Linked DNA regions of Homo sapiens: region 2 is linked to region 1. Evidence: chromatin loops called from intact Hi-C (ENCODE). Cell type or tissue: IMR-90. All regions are shown on one strand. Links, peaks and the distances in the headings refer to the core of each region. The heading gives the core; the rest is flanking DNA.

Evidence for each region. A loop is a pair of places that touch in the nucleus more often than their neighbours do. Peaks named below come from ENCODE experiments on the same cell type or tissue, not always from the same donor. Only the 100,000 strongest peaks of a DNase experiment are listed, where the experiment ranks them.
Region 2: it touches region 1 in a loop (4-fold over the local background); 4 of 110 quality-filtered maps call a loop at or near these places.

The regions. Positions count from the first base shown.
Region 1 is chr1:171,714,337-171,717,259 of GRCh38, reverse strand. All of the region lies in intron 4 of VAMP4 (vesicle associated membrane protein 4), which reads left to right. Among named protein-coding and RNA genes, the nearest start is that of VAMP4, 26 kb to the left of the region's middle. In IMR-90, for the core only: a CTCF peak has its summit at 1,190; no DNase peak of the experiment used is centred there; H3K27ac peaks cover 194 bases.
Region 2 is chr1:171,983,825-171,986,747 of GRCh38, reverse strand. All of the region lies in intron 2 of DNM3 (dynamin 3), which reads right to left. Among named protein-coding and RNA genes, the nearest start is that of DNM3-IT1, 120 kb to the right of the region's middle. RefSeq lists a silencer at 2,774-2,923. In IMR-90, for the core only: CTCF peaks have their summits at 928 (motif pointing left) and 1,684 (motif pointing right); no DNase peak of the experiment used is centred there.

The DNA of each region.
Region 1 (2,923 bases), core at 111-2,610:
TTTTGCCTAAGCTGCCACTGGAGAAGAGGCCTCCACTGATGACACACCTATTTTTTGTCCTGCCAGTATGCTCTGTTTCCTGTCTGATATCCTTCTGAAGAGTGAACCTAGTAAGGGATGTTGCCGATTGGGGTCTTTTGAGTATGATTTTCCAGCTGAATCCCCAAACCACCACCAGTTGTACAGAGTAGGCATTAAAGAATATATGTCTATGTTAATGAATGCCAAACATACACACATGAATTTGTATATTTATGTATTACACTATTAATATCACAATAACTTTGGTGATCACAGAATTTTAGAATAGTAAGGGATTGTTAAGTATAGCGTTTTTTACTCTAGAGCTGAAAGCTTGCTGGATTTAGTTAGAATAAGGTCGTTCATCAAGCATGCATTAAACCTTGATTAATGCTTATCTAAGCAGGGCATGACTCACCAGTGTGCCCAAGATGGAGGAGCACAACTTGCCACACAACTTACCCAATGACAAATCCCTGGCGTTATTTTAGTACCCAAAATTGCTAGCACTGGTCAGTTTCTTTACTTAAGCTGTTATCACCACTTAATTTATAACATTTCAATACAGAGTGTTTCCTACTGCATAGATTAGCAACATCATTGCTTTCTTTGAACTTCATTAGCCACATTTATTAGTGTTGATAACAGATTAATCCTACAAAAAATACTTGACATCACTTCTTAGGAAAGACTCTTTTTGAGGACAATTTTTAAATATTCATATGTCTACATAAAATTTATGCTTCTCTTTGGAATGTTTCCTTTGCTTTTTAAATTTTGTTTTGTTTTTAAAGAGAGTTTGTTCAAACATAAATTATGAGGATGGACCACCTGGAAATACCAGCTCCAAAGGAATGGAGTCAGCATTCCAGAGTAGAGAAGTTAAGGTTTCATTTATATAAGCAGACAGGAACTTTTAGCAGGATTACATTTCCTTTGCCTTTAAATTAAACAATAGCATTATAAATGCCACTGTAGTGAATTGTAGACATTCTGTGTTAGGAGTAGGGAATCTCCCAATTATAGTCTTGGTCAGACCAGCTTAACTTTTATGAGATTCCCTCCCCGACACCCCAGGGAATGTTCCATGGTGTAACAGCAATATATATGTAGTTGCAAAAATACAGCTTAACTTTAAAACTTCTTTTGTCAGCAGTACCTTAAAAGACCAGAAGATGGGGATATTAACTATGAAAATAAATATTTTCTTTCAGGGATTTTTGCTTTGTTTGTTTTTTGAAACAGGGTTTTGCTCCATCACCCAGGCTAGAGTGCAGTGGCACAGTCACAGCTCACTGCAGCCTCAAAATCCTGGGCTCAATTGATCCTTCCACCTCAGCTCCTGAGTAACTGGAAACTTCAGGCACGTGCCACCATGCTTGGCTAATTTCTTATAGAGACGGGGTTTCCCTATGTTGCCCAGACTGGTCTCAAACTCCTGGACTCAAGGGATCCTCCCACTTCAGTCTCCCAGAATGCTAGGATTGCAGGTGTGAGCCACTGCACCTGGCCAGTGTTTTCTTTATAAAATAAGGGGTGCGTATTGCAGAGCATGAATTTGTTTCTTAATCGAAGGGCACTGACATTTATCAAGTATGTGCTATGTGTTGGGCACTATGCTAAGTGTTTGAATAACACTATCTCATTTAATTCTCACAAGTAAAGTAGAGATTATCAGCTGCATTTTAAAGGTGAGAAAATGTTAGGCTAAAACAGGCTTCCAAGGTGAATTCCAAAGTCACATACGTAGTAAGGGATAAAGTTGTATTGCAAACCCAGGTTTGTCTGAATACAGAACCCAGGGGCTCTACATTATACCATACAGCTTCTCTGTTGGTAATTAGAATAGAGCCATTTCAGAAATACAGGTGCCGTCAGACTCTAAGAGGATTTAAAACAGTATTGGAAATGTCTTTTCCTCATTGTGTTCTCTCTCATGTCTTTTATTATCTTATATGAATAGCCTTTAACTGGCCATGATATAAAAATCTCCACCCTTCCTTCAGAAACTAGCTTTTCCTTTGCGTTCTTAATTTTTTATTTTAGTTAATAGCCATCGTCTACTACCAGTTAATTGCTCAAATTATAAATCTAGGAGTTGTCTACTCTTTTCCCAATTCCTTCACCCACATCCAGTTAATCTCCTAGTTCTTAAAATATTACCTCCTCTGACATATATTTCCTTATCCTAGAACTTTCTCACCATCCACTGCCTCTTTTACTCTGCCTGATTAACTCTTGACTCCTCAAAACTCAGCACAGGGGTCTTGATGTCATCTCTGGTCCAGGCTGAATTCATCAAGGCTACATGACTGATACTATGGGCTTCCTTCTATTATATCCCTTAACACATGGTAGTATATGGATATCAGTTTTCCCTACTGGAGTATAATCTTTCTAAATACCAGGCTCATAACCTTCATGATGATAACCTTGATGAATAGCATAATAATAACTTTTTTTTTCTTAGACACAGGTTCTCACTCTTGTCACCCAGGCTGGAGTGCAGTGGTATAGTCTTGGCTCACTGTAGCCTCCACCTCCCGGAGGAGGATCCTCCCACCTCAGCTTCCTGAGCAGCTGAGACTACAGGTGCACACCACCATGCTCGGCTAATTTTTGTATTTTTTGTAGAGACAGGGTTTTGCCATGTTGGCGAGTCTGGTCTCAAACTCCTGGGCTCAAGCGATCCTCCTGCCTCAGCCTCCCAAAGTGCTGGGATTACAGCCCTGAGCCACCACACCTAGCCATAACTTTTTAATGTTTTTTGAATGAATGATATATTTAATTCAGATTTGAAAATATTTGTTAAATGCTTACTTTGTACCAGCCACATTTCACTTGACCTGGGAAATTAAAGAATAAGTGGGTTAGTCTCTGTTTTTAAGGCATTTATAGTATA
Region 2 (2,923 bases), core at 290-2,789, 270 kb before region 1:
GACCCAAATGCCAGATAAGAGCCTGTGAGGTCGAGGCTGCAGTGAGCTGTGATCATGCCACTGCACTCCAGCCTGGGCAAGAAAGTGAGACCCCATCTCAAAAAAAAAAAAAAAGCCAGATGTGGCAATTATTGGTAGCTTTACTACCATTACCCATCATAAACATTTAATATTCACTCTTGAAGATGAAATGGCAAGGTCAATAGCAAGAGAGCTATTGTGGCTGATCTCCCACGGGCACTTTAGTTACTGCAGGTAGATCAACAAGGGTTAGATTTAACACTGTGTGGAAAGGATAAAAGAGTCTTACATACACCTTCAATGCTAAAAGATAACAATACAGAATCATTTGTCACTTAGCTCAGATGTGGTCCGTGTCTTCAAGCAGGTTAGCATTAACTCAAAAAGCTAAGGATTAGACCACTGAGAAAAAACATTAATGCAGGTAGCATAATGTAAATGCTAACCTGCTCTTAAAATGATAAGAAAGGTAGAGATAGAAAAGATGATTTTAAGCTGTGGTACCCAAAAAAGGAAGTGGGGTATGGACTGAATACTGAACAGTAGGGAGGATTTTTACATGTGCAGGGAGAAAGAGGTCTTCCAGAGAATCAGAGAACCTTCATAGGTTCAACAAATCTGGCAGGTTGTCATCCAGTCTCTGCTCGGACCCATCCACTATTGGGTAACAGAAACTTTGATCTCATTGGAAAAAGCTCTGATTGGAAAATATTTATGTTTGGTATGAAACCTGCTTTCTTGTCATATTCCACTAGTCCAACTTTTGTCCTCTGGTGCTACTCAGCTGTGAAAAGGCCGTGTGCATTAATGTGAGTGTCAGCACCCTAAGTTTGTCTCCTTCCTGGGCCTCACACCCTTATCTTGCTTTGTCACATCACCACTCAGGCCCTCTGGTGGCAAAGATTTCCCAGTACCAACCCCAGCCACTCTGGCTGGAAAGGTCACAAGCTCCCAAAGTGGACCAAAAAGTTTCTACTTTAATTTACCAAAGAATTGAAATGACCTAGCTTTTTGGATGTTAGAATGAGAATCAGAGACGGATTTAATTTCTGTCTTTCCTGACAACATGCATGGACATGAGTATTTCTCTTTCTATCTTAGTTTCTCCATATAATGTGCCACTTTCTGAAAAACAGCAAGCTAAGTCTCCCGAAAGCTCATTCCTCTAATGCTGGAAGTATATCCAACAGTAAAGCCTCAACAGGCTGCAGAAATCTGGCCTGAAGAGATCAGTTCATCAAGATAAGGCATGTTCTTCTATACTTACCCTCATAGGCACTGTCTTTATTAGAATATAAATTCCCAGAAGATAGAGCCTTTATTTTATTACCCATTCAAAGCCTAGGCCAGTACCATGTGAATGTAAGAGTATATAGATAAGTAGAGGACAAAACAATACGAAAAACAAAAGAACAAAAGAAGTCAAATCCCAGAAAACAAGCAAAAATTAAAAGGAAAAATTAGAAATAATTTAGAAGAAATGGAACTGTGTTTTTTTCAATGCCATATATTCCATGGAAAATGCACCCTTCAAGACTTATGGCTATCACAACTGTTCTGTCATAGAGTTCATAAGCTTCTGGATCAGGAACTACATTTTCAATCACTGCTAATCGATACATTCCAGTTAACACAAATGTGGATCTCCTTTGTTGCCACTAGATGGCACCTACTTGCTTTCTCTGCAGGAAACATGCCCTTCCGGAAGGGTGTAAAATCAATGCAATTTTCAAATTAGATTTAAATGAGTTCTCAAACTCTTGAAAATACTTTTATCTTGGAATCAAGAGATGATAATTGTTCAGGACCATCTCAAACCTTTGTGTATTTTTATTTATTTTGTCAACCCCTTGGTCAATTTGCAGTGTCTTGTTGAGAATAGTGTCCCCCAGACAGATTCAAGGATTCCTGTATTCATTTATTTATTTGATTAATATTTATTGAGATCACTCTACTTGCCAAGAACTGTTTTAGAAATTGGGATATAATTAAGGGGGGAAAATAAGTCTCTAGGCTCACGAAGCTTAAATTCTAATCAGGTAAAAGAGTAAACAATATGTGTGTGTGTGATGCTAAGTGCTATGGAGAAAATAAAATAGCAGGGGGATAGCAAATGCTCTGGGAAAGGGGTTGCTTGGTTATGTGGTATAGATAAGGAAGGCTTCCATGACAGGGTAAAGTGACCTTTGAGCAATGACTCAAGAAAGGAAGGCAGCAGGCCATGCTGTATGGAAGGGCATCCGGGCAGAGTGCCTAAAGCAGATGTGTGTTCGGCATGTTGAGGGACAGCCAGGTCCACGTGGCTGGAGCACCGGGCGGTGTGGAGGGGAGGGAGGTGGGAAACAAGGCCAGTGCTGTGGACAGGCCTGGATGTGGAGGGCCCGTGGACCATTTTAAGGACTTTGATTTTTCGCTGAGTGAGATGGCAGACCATCTGAAGGATTTGGGGTAGAGTAGAAACATGCTGTGACCTAGGTTTGAAACAACTGTGGATGCTGTGTTGAGGACAGACAATGATGAGCAAGAAAGGAAGCTTACTATTGAAATCATCCCGGGGAGAGCTGCTGAGGCTTAGACCAGGGTGGCAACAGTGGGGTGGTGATGAGTGGTTAAATTCTAATGTATTTTGAAAGAAAAAGCAACAGAATTTGCTGATGGATTTAAGCTGCGATATGAGAGAAAGAGAAGCATCAAGGATAACTTCAAAGGGTTTGACCTAAGCCACCAGAAAAAGTTTGAAATAGAAAAAGACTGAAGGGAAGAGGATGAGAAGGGATGGGATGGGATGGGATGTGGGTTGGGACCTACTAAGCTTGTGATGGCCATGACACACCCATCCAAGTTGAGAAAAAGCACTGCTACTAAGGTTGAGGACCACACAGCTGAAGGAGACACCATTCAT